Regions from separate parts of the Homo sapiens genome. Here all the other regions are linked to region 1. The links are chromatin contacts, found by Hi-C or POLR2A ChIA-PET in ENCODE. All regions are on one chromosome and are shown on one strand. Each heading gives the region's core, a stretch centred on a gene start or an enhancer-like site at or near the end of the contact. The rest is flanking DNA. Distances are from core to core; before and after follow the strand shown. Region 1 holds the start of FBXO38-DT (FBXO38 divergent transcript). Region 2 holds the start of TCOF1 (treacle ribosome biogenesis factor 1). Region 3 holds the start of TIGD6 (tigger transposable element derived 6). Region 4 holds the start of SLC26A2 (solute carrier family 26 member 2). Region 5 holds the start of PPARGC1B (PPARG coactivator 1 beta).

What was found. Hi-C counts contacts between places; a loop is a spot of excess contacts on that map. ChIA-PET counts read pairs that join two places held with the same protein, here RNA polymerase II (POLR2A). Pooled maps may share reads with other maps.
Region 2: a loop to region 1 is called in a map of CD8-positive, alpha-beta T cell, with 20 times the contacts of the local background. The contact joins the promoter of TCOF1 here to the promoter of FBXO38-DT in region 1. A Hi-C loop is called at or near these places in 4 of 168 maps with a recorded cell type or tissue (CD8-positive, alpha-beta T cell and naive thymus-derived CD4-positive, alpha-beta T cell) and 10 of 50 pooled maps.
Region 3: a map of CD8-positive, alpha-beta T cell shows a loop between it and region 1 (15-fold over the local background). The contact joins the promoter of TIGD6 here to the promoter of FBXO38-DT in region 1. A Hi-C loop is called at or near these places in 3 of 168 maps with a recorded cell type or tissue (CD4-positive, alpha-beta T cell, CD8-positive, alpha-beta T cell and naive thymus-derived CD4-positive, alpha-beta T cell), 1 of 37 single-sample maps with no recorded cell type and 11 of 50 pooled maps. POLR2A ChIA-PET finds 5 or more read pairs at or near these places in 1 of 52 experiments (GM10248).
Region 4: a map of CD8-positive, alpha-beta T cell shows a loop between it and region 1 (9-fold over the local background). The contact joins the promoter of SLC26A2 here to the promoter of FBXO38-DT in region 1. A Hi-C loop is called at or near these places in 3 of 168 maps with a recorded cell type or tissue (CD8-positive, alpha-beta T cell and naive thymus-derived CD4-positive, alpha-beta T cell) and 11 of 50 pooled maps.
Region 5: a loop to region 1 is called in a map of CD8-positive, alpha-beta T cell, with 16 times the contacts of the local background. The contact joins the promoter of PPARGC1B here to the promoter of FBXO38-DT in region 1. A Hi-C loop is called at or near these places in 3 of 168 maps with a recorded cell type or tissue (CD8-positive, alpha-beta T cell and naive thymus-derived CD4-positive, alpha-beta T cell), 1 of 37 single-sample maps with no recorded cell type and 9 of 50 pooled maps.

What each region holds. Positions count from the first base shown.
Region 1 is chr5:148,382,428-148,385,157 of GRCh38, forward strand. FBXO38-DT (FBXO38 divergent transcript) reads right to left here and starts at 1,423. Exons shown (of 5, transcript NR_105057.1): 1 at 1,072-1,423. FBXO38 (F-box protein 38) reads left to right here and starts at 1,531. Exons shown (of 22, transcript NM_205836.3): 1 at 1,531-1,612. RefSeq lists an enhancer at 1,308-1,507.
Region 2 is chr5:150,356,297-150,359,026 of GRCh38, forward strand. It overlaps TCOF1 (treacle ribosome biogenesis factor 1), which reads left to right and starts at 1,401. Exons shown (of 27, transcript NM_001371623.1): 1 at 1,401-1,558. The coding sequence starts at 1,451. LOC105378226 (a long non-coding RNA gene) reads right to left here and starts at 1,124. Exons shown (of 4, transcript XR_944407.3): 1 at 210-1,124. RefSeq lists an enhancer at 419-588 and silencers at 1,189-1,528, 1,609-1,828.
Region 3 is chr5:149,999,280-150,002,009 of GRCh38, forward strand. TIGD6 (tigger transposable element derived 6) reads right to left here and starts at 1,375. Exons shown (of 2, transcript NM_030953.4): 1 at 1,195-1,375. It overlaps HMGXB3 (HMG-box containing 3), which reads left to right and starts at 1,460. Exons shown (of 20, transcript NM_014983.3): 1 at 1,460-1,900. RefSeq lists enhancers at 599-1,387, 2,275-2,354 and a silencer at 1,115-1,194.
Region 4 is chr5:149,959,430-149,962,159 of GRCh38, forward strand. It overlaps SLC26A2 (solute carrier family 26 member 2), which reads left to right and starts at 1,329. Exons shown (of 3, transcript NM_000112.4): 1 at 1,329-1,550. RefSeq lists enhancers at 1-348, 145-224 and a silencer at 1,265-1,384.
Region 5 is chr5:149,728,986-149,731,715 of GRCh38, forward strand. PPARGC1B (PPARG coactivator 1 beta) reads left to right here and starts at 1,325. Exons shown (of 12, transcript NM_133263.4): 1 at 1,325-1,435. The coding sequence starts at 1,358. RefSeq lists enhancers at 924-1,574, 1,813-1,932, 1,943-1,992 and silencers at 983-1,662, 2,463-2,562, 2,573-2,622, 2,643-2,730.

The sequences.
Region 1 (2,730 bases), core at 173-2,672:
AACATGCTCTACCTGAAAATGTTAAAACTAGTTTTGATATCTTATTATATATAACACTCATAGCAGTGAGAAAATATCTTTAACATTTATTACAATGATTTGTGGTAGGAAATTTTCTAAACTTGAGGTAGGAAACCTTTCTTACTCATGAGTATTCATTTCAGGTCCCACTACAGTGCTTTTTACAAAAGGAGGAATGCTAATAAAATGAAAATCATATTCCATTGAATTAAAAATTCAGGCCAATTGTGCTGAAATAAATCTTACTGAATGCCTTCTAAATATGCCATGCCCTGCACTAGAAACTTTCGTAATTCCTATTTATTCTTCAGAATAACCTGGGAAACAGAAAAAGCTAAAGTCTGTTTCCTTTATTAAAGTTTGAATATGAAGAAACCGACAGAAGCAAATAGCATAAAAATTCATTTTTGTCTTCAATTACAGGAAGAATGTAACATGAAAGCTGAGATTACAATGAATAGTACATGAATATGATGAGGTTTTGTTTTGTTTGTCCTACCAGAGCTCCAAATAAAAACACAGATATATGGTTTGACATACGGAATGGGATAGCTAAAACTGTGACTGCCTAAGACAAGCTGAAACCTAAGGTGCCGAACCATATTGGGGAAAGAGGGGAAAAACCAGTAGGTCTGCTATCAATCAAGAAAAGAATAAGAAGAAATGGGATTCCCAAGCCTTCTTCAGCTTTTTCTTCTCCAGCAGAATAGCCTAGTCAATGCTACGTCTTGTCAAATTGTGTCTCACATGGCTTTAATGCACACTAACTTTCCTAAGAAGTATTTGTATCTATTTAAATCTAGGGATTTTAGCCCATATTAATTACATGTATATTAGGGCAAGAACACAGGATGTAAAAGGTAAAAATCTGAATTTCAGTCCATCTGCGAGACATTGTGAAAATCAATTACACTCTCTGAAGACAATTCCTTATCCATTAAACAACAGAAAAGGTGATTAAGTTGATCCTTGCCTACATGTCAGAGTCGTGTAGAGTTTTTAATGACACTCATGTGAAATTCCTTTGGACTGTAAAATACTATTACTTACGTGCAAAGATAATGTCCCGAAATCACAGAAGGGATGACTTAACATTAACATCTTTAACTGCGCCCCCGTCCTTCCTCTCAAAAAAAAAAAGTTCTCTATTTTTAGTTGAATGATTCTGGGAAAATCTCTATTGGAACCTATCGACTTCGCAAATGACAAAGGCGAGGTCCAGAGACTTATCCAAGACCCCAGAGTACCAGTGGAAATCAAGACCAAACCACACGGTGGAGACTGGTTCCGACGTATCAGACTCAGTGCTTCCGGCATGGCGCTTTAGTGTCAGGTGAAAGAACAGCAACCCGCCCCGCTTCTCCACCCCTGACAAGCCTTCCGAAATGCCACGCTGAACATGGCTGCCGCGCTTCGATGCTTCTTCACACACACAATATGGACACGGGTTTGAGGCTCCAGCCCCGGATGACAACACTCCGGAAATATGCGAGCGGCGGCGGAAGCGGAAGTGCCTCAGCGGTAGGGGCCGGGGAAGTGTCTGTAGCGTCCCTCCCTCTCAACCACAATAACAGGCGGAGGGTCGGCGTAGGTGAGGCGGCGGCTGAGTGGGCCTGGGGACCGGGAGCGGGGTGGCAAAGCCCGGAGTGCGTGCGGCAGGGCTGAGGTAGCTGGGTGGGGATTCTGGAACTTCCGACCGCTTAAGCTCGGCCTCTGGCCCCCTTGGGGCCTAGAGCTCCTTGAGAGATCAGGGGTTGAATTTGTAGTTCCTGGCCTTCTAGGCCGTGCTTGCGGGGGTTGCCTGCTTGTCTGAACCTGGCCCCAAAATCCAGCATAAAGAACTCTCTCTGGGCCCCAGTTTCCTCAATGAAATGGGTGAGGGTGTTGGACTGGACAGCTTCTGTGACTGTCTCCCACCCCGGGCGTCACGAATTTCATGATTTTAATGTTAAGTCGGTGTTTCGGCCAGTAAAGTGAAGGAGGTCTGTGTTCAGCGTAGTGAGGAGATGTCCCTGAGCAGGAAGCAGTGAACACATCTTTGGCTGCCACGCCTGAGTATCAGGAGCCCTGAATTCTAGTTTCACCCCTTCCACCTACACACCGTGTGACCTTGTCTAGGTCCATTAGCTTTTCTGTGCTGCAGTTTGCTTATCTGTGTTGGATGCCTTTGATGTCCGTGCCCTAGCTGTGGAAATCAGATTCTTAACTCCCTTTTCATGGAGTCTTTACAGACCTGAAAAGCATATTCTCCCTGCACTCTGCACACCCAGAATTTGACTAAGAGATGTCTACCGTGTTTCTTTGCAGACACCAAGCTGGCCAAGGGCAACTGGTCACTTAGGAAGGTTCCTGTGCAATGAGAAGCTCTGTCCAGAAAACTTTGTTTTATACACCTAAACCAGCAGTGTAAATCACTACAAAGTGAAAAACAGGAGACCTTGATTTTTGTTCCAAAGTTGCTATTAACTTGATGGTTTACTTTGGCCAAATCCCTTCCTCTCTCTGAACTTGAGATTTTTTTATCTGCTAAAGGAAGACGTTGGATTAGGTCACTGGTTTTTAATCCCCTTTCCCATTCCCCCAGCACAAGTGAAGGATAAAATAATAGTTCTATAAAGCCATGATTTTCCCAGGGAAGGAGGAGGTCCAGTCTGGAGGGTATGTATTACATAGGCATAGACTGAAAAAAATCCGCTTGTAATTTTTAAC
Region 2 (2,730 bases), core at 151-2,650, 2.0 Mb after region 1:
GTTTAGTATGTGTCTCCTCCGTTAGACTGTAAGCTCTATTGGAGTAGAGACAATTCCATCACTAGACTGTAAGCTCTATAGGAGTAGAGACTATTCCATCCCCAATGGTAGGTACTCAATAAATATTTGCTCAAGAAAATGGGAAATGTTGAATGTGTACAGACACATAACATTTTCCATTCAAGTTCAAGACAAAGATAACCACATACCTGGACCTCCTAGGGTTAGGGACTCCTGCGCCCGTAAGAAACATGCTGCCCTCAGATTCTCAATGGGTCGGTGAAGTTAAGAACAGCTCACTCTAACATTCTCCAGCCTACCTCACCTTTTCCCTGCCATCCTTCCCTCAACAACTACAACAGCCTCACATTTAGTATTAATGGTATGTGCTTTGGTTTTAGCAATCTTTTAAAAACACAAAACAGGGTCAACCTCCTCGGAAAAGCCAGTCAGAGACTATCTAATGCCCTCAGAGCAAAGTCCAAACTCTGTTGGGGGTGGGGGAGTTGTAGGCCTTGTCTACTTCTTCATCCTCATGTGCCCTCATTTGTTCCCTCTTCCCCACCTCACCCCACCCCACCTGGACAGCCCAGCAGCGCAGACTAGGGGTTCTGGGTTTAGGGTTCCCAGGCAATAGCAGGGTGTTTTCTCATGCCTAGACTCATGCAGTGCCCTCTGCCAGTCCTCTCCTTTGCACCCAGCAATTTCGGGTGTCTTTATGCCTCAGCTTAGATATCTCTCTGGGGTTCGGTGCTCCTCCTTGGGGCGCCCATAGGCTGCATCTGTCCCTGACAAGGCACACAAGATATTGAACTATAGTTGCTTGGTTACGGACAGTCGTCTCTGTGAGCTTTGAGGGCAACTGCCATGTATTATGCATCTTTTGAATCCCCCTAGCCTAGCCGGGTGCTAGCCCAAGTTAGGTGCTTATTACAGATTTGTTCAGTTAGCGAATGAATCAATGAATAAACTGGCAATTCGTGTCTGGTTCATGGGCACCAAAAACCGTGCGAAATGGATAAATGAGCAGGTAATGGCAGTACAAAGTTCGGATCTAGAGAAAGATCCAGATTAGGGAGTTCAGAGATGAGTAAAACGCAGACCCAGCCATCAGAGAATTAACAAGGAAGATAAATCTCTTCAAGAAGCCAGCCGGAAGGATTAAAAGAGAGTCGTCCAAGTCCCGGCCGGCCCCGGGGGCGGGTCCCTGTCTAGCCCCGCATGCTCCGCGCCAATGGGCGGTATTGTTGATCACGAGTCTCCGCCCCCTTCGCCTTGAGGGGCGGGGCCGGCCACTCCCGGAGAGGGGACTACGTTTCCCGGCGCGCCGCGCGGCCGGAGCGAAAGAGGAGCCGGAAGTGTGGCGCGCGAGGTCTAAGGGCGCGAGGGAAGTGGCGGGCGGGGACTAAGGCGGGGCGTGCAGGTAGCCGGCCGGCCGGGGGTCGCGGGTATGGCCGAGGCCAGGAAGCGGCGGGAGCTACTTCCCCTGATCTACCACCATCTGCTGCGGGCTGGCTATGTGCGTGCGGCGCGGGAAGTGAAGGAGCAGAGCGGCCAGGTAAGCGTTCGTGGGCCGTGTGCGAGGGCCGCGTGCAAGATGTGGAGATCAGCGGCCCGCGGCCCGCGCCCCGTCCCCAGGCGACCCGGCAGGCGCCCGGAGCCGGGTCCCGCAGTGCTCGACGGCGCGGCCAGGGGTACCGGAGGAGCCGCAATCTCTGCCTTCCCACTGCGACTTCAGTTCCCCTGGGCCTCACTTTCCTCATCCGGGCAGTGGGTTGGGCCAGAAAGTGTGCTCGCAGGGGCCGAACTTTGTAATTCCCGCTTCCCTTACCTCCACGCCCTTCCTGGTAGCGGGTATTTTAAGTTTCCTAAGTCTCCCGCCACGTGGCTAGGCTCTGCGCGGCCCCCCCTGGGGCAAGGAGGTTGCTGCGAGTCTCGGGGGTGGATTGCGACCAGCCCCTCGGGGGAGCGCCTGGAAAAGGGACCCTACAGCCTCTTAGTTGAGCTGGAACTCAGGCCTTTAGCGATTGTCTGTACTGAGACGGTCAGCTTTGGTACTCGAACTCGTGGTACAGTCATTTCTTACTTGATTAATTCAACTGTTAATCCGGTACTCAGGGTGCTTCCTGGTGTTCGAATGGTGAGCACCATCTCTCAGCCCTCCTGGAGCTTACACTCTAGTAAGGTAGACAAATCAAAGAATCACAAAAGTGACTATATGCTTAGCACCGCAATAAGTGTTAAGAATGAGAGGGATGGGCCGGGCACGGTAGCTCACGCCTGTAATCCCAGCACTTAGGGAGGCCGAGACTAGCGGATCACCTGAGGTCAGAAGTTCGAGACCAGCCTGGCCAACATGGTGAAACACCGTTTCTACTAAAAATACAAAAATTAGCTGGGCATGTTGGCGCACGCCTGTAATCCTGGCTACTCATGTGGCTGAGGCACAAGAATTGCTTGAACCCGGGAGGCAGAGGTTGCAATGAGTCAAGATCGTGCCACTGCACTCCAGCCTGGGCGATAAAGCGAGACTCTGCCTCAAAAAAAAAAGAGAGATGGATGGCAGATTGCCCTGGTCAGGAATAGCTGAGGTGTAAATGCCTTGTGGTGGGAGGGAACTTGTGTACACACTGGCCTGGAGAAAGTCCACTCTCTTGAGCCCAGGAATTTGAGGATACAGTATGAGCCATGATCATGCCACTGCACTCCAGCCTGGGCAACAGAGCAAGA
Region 3 (2,730 bases), core at 125-2,624, 1.6 Mb after region 1:
GAGATGGCCTTAAATCTGAAGATAAAAGCAGGCTAAACCAGTAGGCCATATACAGTTTGGATGTTAATTTGAGTGCAATAGGAAGCTATTGAAGGATTTTAAGGAAGGAGAGATGACTGCTGTGTAAAGAATGGAAGGGTATCAGAGAAAAAAGCAGGAGTCCACATGAGATAATGGTGGCTTGGATTAGAGTAGTAATAGAGAGATGGTGAGTAGTAGTCAGTCTGGGGCTATGTTTTTGCAAGCCCTGTGCTGGACCGGATGTGAGGTGAAGGAGGAGTCAAGGATAACGCCCAGGTTTCTGGTTTGAGCACTGAGGAATCCAGCAGATGATGGTGCCATTTACTGAGGTGGGAGGATCTACTGCGTAAACCTCATTTGTTAAGCACTTTACTTGCTTAATATTGCTTACTTGTGGCAGGGCTGGGATTCAAACCCAGGAGGCTCACAACAAAGCTAGCACTCCAAACACTACAGAGTGCTATATAGCTGGTTCTGGGAACTACTAATATTGAGAGGAGACATAGAAAGAGAATGAAGCAAGAGCCAAATCAGACAAGTCTTGGTCAAGCTAAGACGTCTGAATTTTATTTTAAGTGAATGAGACACTGGAGGGTTTTAAGCAGGGAGTGACTTGATCAGACTTACAGTGCAAAATGATCAATCTGACTGCTTCGTGGAGAATGGATTGTAGAGGGGATGTGGGGAGAACTACATCAGTCCAGGCAGGAGATGATGGTGGCTAGAAGGTTGGTGATGGCGGTAGATGCAGAGAAGTAGGCAGACTGGAATACAGTGAGGGTTGTGCGGGAACTTGTACAAATGTGGACAACTTGTGACACTGGAGAGAAAGGACAATCCAATCCAATCCCTATTTGATTTACGGAAGCTCTCCATACGGTCATTCAGCTCAGCTTGAGTCACTCCAGGAACTCACTACCATCACTATTCGTGGGCCAGTGGGAGAGACGGATTGAGGGCAGATCACTGGAGTGATGAAGGCGCTACTTGATGCGGCACTACGTATGAACCCGATCCTGAATGAGAGGGAAAGACTGAGACAGGCTGAGGTCAGGCCTTGAACGTCGTGCTGAGGAGAGGGTGGTATTGTAGGCTTCCCAGCGCCCGACGTGGCTCTGAAAGGTGAGGCGGGGCCTAGATCCCTCACGCTCAGCACAGCCCCGCCCCTGTTACCTGAACGCCCCACAGCAGTGCCCGGGGGCTGAGCGGCCGGGGCGTCCCACCGCCGGCAGCCACAGCTTCCTCCTCCGCCCGGGACCTCTGGCCGGAAGCAGTCCGTTCGCCTTACTAGACCCGCTCCAAGCCTTTGAGCAGTTCGTGTGGGTCCGCTCCCAAGCTAGGGCTGGGCTGTTGCGCTTGCGCCAGGGGTCGCATGCAGTCACGCGCTGCCGACCGCTTCCGGTGCGCCGCGAGGGCCGCCGGGACGGGTCTCCCTGGCGATCCGTGGTGTGCCGCTACTGCCGGTGCAGCCGCCAAACCGGTGCCTCGGTGACGACCGTGTCCCTGCCGTCTTCCTCGAGCTCCCCGGGGCTTGACCCCCGGGGCCCTCGGCAGGCATCGGTGAGGAGCCTGCGGAGCGAACCTGTGCTCCTATTCTTGCCCTTCAGGACCCCATATCGCGACTCCGAGGAGGGGAAGCGAGAGGGGCTGTCGCGACTCCGCGCCGTGTGTCGCCGGGCGGGGCCGCGGGGCCGGGGCTCCTTCAGCCCCCGGGATGCGCGCGCGAGCCCTCGCCTCCACTTCCTTGTTGCTGCTGTCACGACTGGAGCCGCCTCTCGCCGACAGCGGGGAGCGCGAGTGCGCCAGCCATCCCCCTCGTCCAGCCGCCGGGCCAAGCGCCTCCGGGAATGTGAGCGGCGCAGCTTGCACGCTCCTCCGGGTAAGTCCCGCCTTCGAGGGCCGCGCCGAGCCGCTGGGCGACCTCGAGTTGGATGCTGCGGCTCTCTGAGCCTCTACTGAGTCTTCCACAAAGTAGGGCCACTGAGCCTTAGTGTCCTCCTTCCGCAATCCGTATGGGACATTCGGATGTCCCAGACGTCTTAGCTTGACCAAGACTTTGTCTGGTTTGGCTCTTGCTTCATTCATGACCCAGAATGAGGGAAAGGAGCTAGCCCAGAGTCAAACTGTGGCCCATGGCTGAGCCCTCAAAGGCAATCTCGTGAGATTCCAAGGAGGATCTGATGGGACAGAGAAAGTGTCTCGCATATTTCAGGTATTGACCTTAACTCTGTTTTACAGATGAAATAACGGAGACTTAGGGTAAGTAGATTGCTTAAGGTCAGAGGTCCCCGTGCTGGTGCGACTGGTGTAGTCTGTACTAGAACCCGGATTTTCTGTCCTCTAGAGCCCTTCGTTTTTAACCTTAAATTGTCCTGCCTTTTTTTGCATTGCTATACTGCTGCCTCGAGTCTGATAACAAACTTGTACTCAGGCTTAGAACAGGGTAATAAAACAAACAAAACCGTAGGGTGTTGTCTTCCTGCCCTCAGCCCAAGGTGGCTGTAATGAGTGTTTCCTAACCCGTTTTGCGCAGGGTGCTTAGTACCCTATATGCCATTCATTACAGATGCTCTCCTGCAGTTACTGCCCTTCTCCACAAGGCTTTCAGCCGCCCAGAAGTCAATTCAGGGCAAAAAAGCGCAGTCCCCACGTAGCCTTGATTTGAACTACTGCTTCCCTTATCCTTTACTGGCCTATTGCTTACCCAGC
Region 4 (2,730 bases), core at 79-2,578, 1.6 Mb after region 1:
GTGCTAGGGCATTAACTACCCTTTGAAAGGTGAAAACATTGATGCCCATTGAGGTGAAATGATTTGTCTTCAGCCACAAGGGGCAGCATCAGGAGTAGAACCCAAGTGTTTGTGTTCTGATTCCCAAGACAGCTTATGACGTTTTGGAAACTCTGAATCTGATGGGTGACAGAAACTTGGGGATCATCTCTAGATAAGAAAGGGAGTTCCTTGAATGACTGTGAAGACGTTCACCGGAAAGGGAAGGAAAGGAAGTTAATCATGCTTCCTTCACAGGCCCTCCTTCACCCCCATCTAGTGGGCACATGCAAGCTACAAACAAGGTGAGGAATGAACAAATTAATACATACTCAATAGTGGCCAGTTCGAGGCAGATAATTAAATCAAGATGACCTGAAAGGATGTGACTGGCTGTGGCTAGTTTACACAGGGTGGTCAGGGACGGCCTCGCCATGGAGAGGGCTGGTGTTTTGGCTGAGACCTGAGAGACCAGAAGAAATCTGATGGCCAGAACCAATGTTTAGGTCCCTAAAGAGAACAAGCGTGGCGAGCAAAGGGGGCCAGTATGGGTGGAGATCAGCGAGGGAGGGGGGCAGAGATGAGTGCCCGAAGCACACAGTACCTTGGCATAGGGAGGGTTTGATTTTACCTACAAATGCCATTAAACCCACTAAGGATTTTAACAAAAACTACAATTACATTTTAATTTACATTTTATGTTTTATAGAGACAAGGTTCGGCTATACTGCCCAGGTTGATCTCGAACCCCTGGGTTCAAGCGATCCTCCCTACTCGGTCCCCCAAAGTGCTGGGATTACAAGCGTGAGCCGCTGCGCCCGGCCTTTTAATTTACATTTTAGCCTTCCGGTTACTGGAATCTTTGATGGGGAATGAGTTATAGTGAGGCAAGAGCCTCTAACATTCTAGGAGCTCTTTTCCCGTTCGGGGCCTCAATTTCCCGTTCTACAAAGGCGGGTGGGAGGGAACGGGGTCCCAAGTAGTACTGGATAAAGAGGTGGCCGATCGCAAACGCTGAGCACTTCAAAACTCTGGGCAGAGCGCTTCCGCGCCTCTCCTGCTATTTCACCCTGGCCACAGGCTAGCCGCCGAGGCCGGTCATCCGCTCTCTCCGCGGAGGAGTCAACGCCACGGAAGCAGCGGCGGAACCTCTCTAAGAATCCTTCCAGCTTGTGCTCTTCTGTCCAGGGCAGCCAATCGCGAGGAGGAGAGTAGTCAGAGGGCGGCACCCTCCCCGGTCTGGGCCGAGTTATTGGCTGGTGGTAGCGTCGCTCGCCCGGCAGTACCACGTGACGGCCTCGGCCGCGGGCGTTTACACTGGCTCTGCCTCCGGCATCTCTTCGCCGGTGCGTCCTCGCCGCGCCCGTAGGTCCCGGCAGCCGGGCCCCGCCTCCTTCGGAGTCCGAGCGATGGGCGGGGAAAGGGACAGGCAGGTATAGCTCTGTCGGCGCCGCGGTGTCCACCTCAGTCAGGCCACGGTGGAAGACGCGTGCCGCGGCGCCTGGTTGCCTGCAGCGGCCCGGACCCGAGAGGTGAGAAGAGGGAAGCGGACCAGGGAAGAGGGAGGGAGCGGTGCTGGCCGCCAAGCGGTCAGCGGGCCCCTCCCAGAGTCATTCTGCCTGGGTCCCCGCGCGGTAGAATCCCAGATCAGGGGTCGCCGCCGTGGAGCGGGGCGTGCGTCAGGTTATTTCCCGGGTGGTCCGGGGCCGGGCGAGTGGCACTGCACCCTGGTGATCCGGGCCTGCCCGTCTGGCTGGCGGCTGCCCACCCGCCCTCCATCCCGCGTATCTCGCCGTATCTCGCCGGGTGCCACGCACTCCGCTGCTTTTCCAGTCCTCGTTGATCCGTCTCGAACCTAGATATCTGGAATAGGGATCGAGGAGATAGGAGCCACCACCACCTCGGACAGATGGGGAAACTGAGGCCGGCACAGGCGAGACGGCTTGGTTATCTTGGTTATTAAAAATCACACACCCGATTAAGTACAAAATCAGGACCTGTTCTTTCGGACTCACACACTAAGTTGGTATTATTTCACTGGATGGATGGAAACACTGAGAAGACAGAGAGGGCCCAGAGCCTTGCCTAAAAATACACAGCAAGTCTTTTGCAGAGCTAGGACTTGTACCCAGCTCTCCAAACTCATAGACTATCAGCCTGGGCTCCTTCCTTGCACAGATTGGGGATCACAGTGAGTTAGAAACATTCAGAACTTAAATTGCCTTCCGGCGCCCATTCTAGTTAACCTGTCTTTTCTCCTTGTCCCCAACAGTTCTTTATGTGAAATCTACAACTAATGTGATATGCAATACTAGATTAAGCAGAACTTTTTGTTTTTGAAAATTGAATCAATAAGAAATGGAGGGCCAAAGCTGTGGGAAAGGAATGGACCCTTTAAAATCAGGAATCTCAAGGCAGGATATAGCAAGGGACAGAGACTAATAGCTGTCGTTTATTGAGTAAATGCTATGTGCCAGGCACTGTGGTAGGTAGTTGTGTTAGCCTTACAAACCAGCAAGTTAGGTAATGTTACCCCATTTTACAGGTCAGAAATTGATGCTGAGTACAGTGAAGTTTTACAAAACCATTGCCATATGACTGCTGAGCAGTATAGCTGGGATCTGAACAGAGATCTGTTTGACTTCCAGAACACATCCAGTGATTCTCCAAGTGTGGTCCTAAGCTCACTCGTTCAGCATCATCTAGCGTGTG
Region 5 (2,730 bases), core at 75-2,574, 1.3 Mb after region 1:
ACAAATGTAAAACGGCAACTGTGACCAGCTTTTAGAGAAAAAAGGCCTGCTGGTGGAGCTAAGGGAGCCCATGATGGTGGAGGTGGAAGGAGAGGAAATGGCTTGACAGTCCAAGGGGTAATAGGGAAAGATGCCCCGAAGAGATTACTAGGTGAGTGGCAAGCCCGTTGTGAGCGGGCCTGCGGAGGCTGGCAGGAGCCCAGCCCCTTCATGCATTGTGGGCATTGGTAAGAGAACTCATTGGAGTTTTTTGGGGGAAGGGTGCTGGGGACGATGGCAGAGAGAGATATATGATCAGGTTTAGCACAGAATATAGGCAAACGCACCCTTCAAGTAAAAGATAAAAATGCCTCCTCCTCCAAGGAGACTTCCTTGATTTCTTTGCTTTTGATCTATGGTATTTCTCCCTCCTTCTCTGGCCTTGTAGCCTGGGTAGAGAAACAGTCCTCCAGGGGAGTAAGACCTAAGCTTTCCCTTCCTGCAACTGATGTGCGCTGTAGCTTTGAACGAGGTCCTAGGTATATACATACATACATACATACATACATACATACATACATATATATATACATACATATATATACACATACATATATATACATACATATATATACACATACATACATACATATATACACATACATACATACATACATATATATACACATACATACATATATATATATATATATATATATTTTTTTTTTTTTTTTTTTTTCAGGAGGGATATGAAGAGTGACTTACAGGCGCCCGCCACCATGCCTGGCTAATTTTTTTTGTATTTTCAGTAGAGACGGGGTTTCACCATGTTGGCCAGGCTGGTCTCAAACTCCTGACCTCAGGTGATCCACCCGCCTCGGCCTCCCAAAGTGCTGGGATTACAGGCGTGAGCCACTGCGCCCGGCCTTCGAACGAGGTCCTATTCCTTCTCGAGCCTCAGTTTCCCCAGCTGTGCAGAAGAAGCAGGTTGTCTCGCAGGACCCGCCCAGCGCTAACGCAACGTGATTCGCTCTGGCAGGAGCCGGGGGCTGCCCGCATTGCTGCGCAGGCATCGGGCTGCTGGCTGGGGCACCGCCACCTGGCTGCCTGCGCTTTACCCCTTGCTGAGGGCTGCGTGAGCTGGTCGCGGCGCCAGACACGGCGCAGGAAAGTGGGTGAGCGACCCCCGGCTCCCGCGGGCGCCGCGCGGCCCCGCCCCCGCAGCTAGCGGCCCTGCGGCAGCCGGGGGCTCGAGCTCCGCCCTCCGCCTCCCGCCGGCCTCACTCCCTCCTCCCTCCTCCCTTGCTCGCTCGCTGGCTCCCTCCCCCCGGGCCGGCTCGGCGTTGACTCCGCCGCACGCTGCAGCCGCGGCTGGAAGATGGCGGGGAACGACTGCGGCGCGCTGCTGGACGAAGAGCTCTCCTCCTTCTTCCTCAACTATCTCGCTGACACGCAGGTACGGCCGGCTGGGGCTGCGGGCCCGGGGCCAGGGGTGCTGAGCTGCGGGGGCCGCAGCTGCAGCCGCGGAGGCCGGGAGGCAGCGGTGGGAGCCCTGGGGTAACTGGGGGTTCCAGGCTGCAGAGCCCCCCTTCCAGGCGCCCTGCGATGCGCTCCGTTACCGGGGCAGGGAGCCGGAGGTCTCCCGGCGCGTGCCGGAGCGCTGGGGGCGCTACGGCCGCTGGGGAGGGTCTAGCCTTGGCCGCTTGGAGTCTGCCACCCCGCGGGCAAAACTGGGGGGTACCGCGCTTCCTTTGGGAGGTGGAGGCGCGCCACGGTGTGGGGTACCCTCAGGCTGGCGCTGGGTGCTGGAGGCGCGCCGTCAGCGCCCGGCACTTGCTGCCGTACTTTCACGTGGACTTGTGGCCCCGGCACGGGTGCATGCCCGGGTCTCCGGAGTCCCCTAGTCCTCCAGGCTGTAGTCCCCAGAGTGCTGTTGCTGGCCCCCCGCGGCTTTCTACCCGCGCCCGCAGCGCGGAGTTTCCTGCCAGTTGCCGGCTAAAGGCATAAGGGTCTGCGGGGCACGTGGACATGCGGGCGGAGACAGCGTCTTCCTGGTTTCGCTATCGGGCGGAGCCCCCTGGGGGGAAAAGCCAGGCTGGATGGGGGCGGAAGGACTGTCTGGGGGCGCCTGGGTCCCCCTGCGGTGCGCGGCCCCGGTGCGCGCTCCACGATGCAGGGGGAAGGGAAGGCGAGGCGGAGTCCCAGGCACTGGCTGAGCCCGGGAGCCCCACTGGCGACACGCGCGTGACAGGAGAGGGTGCTCTGGTGTGCCGGGGCGCGGGGGAGCGAGGAAGCTGGTGGCTTGGAGACTGGGAGAGGGGTGCTGCTGGGACAAGCAGCCACCAAAAATGTCAGCACGAGGCGTGCGCGGCCCCCACCCCTTCCCCCATTTTCCCCACCCAATGCCTGTTGCAAGCATAAAGTTTGGCTCCAGAGTTAGGGCTTTTTCTCTGGGCGCCCGGCTGCGGGTCATTGGGAAGCTGAGGATGCGGCGGAACCTCGGAGGAGCCCCGGGTGCTGGCACACGCCTGGGCACGGAGAGGGGCGGCCGGGCGGAACCGGGCGCGGCTCGCGGGGGCTGGTTTGGTACCTGGAGTGGGAGCGCCGGTGCCGGCCCGTTTTGCATAACAGTGGAAGGGAGGGGGAAGGCGGAGATTGGGGGAGGGAGGTGGGAGGAGAGAGAGGGAAACTTTGCTTCTTGTTATAATCTGCCTGTCTTTGGGCGGCAGCAGCTGTCATGGGACCGGGTGG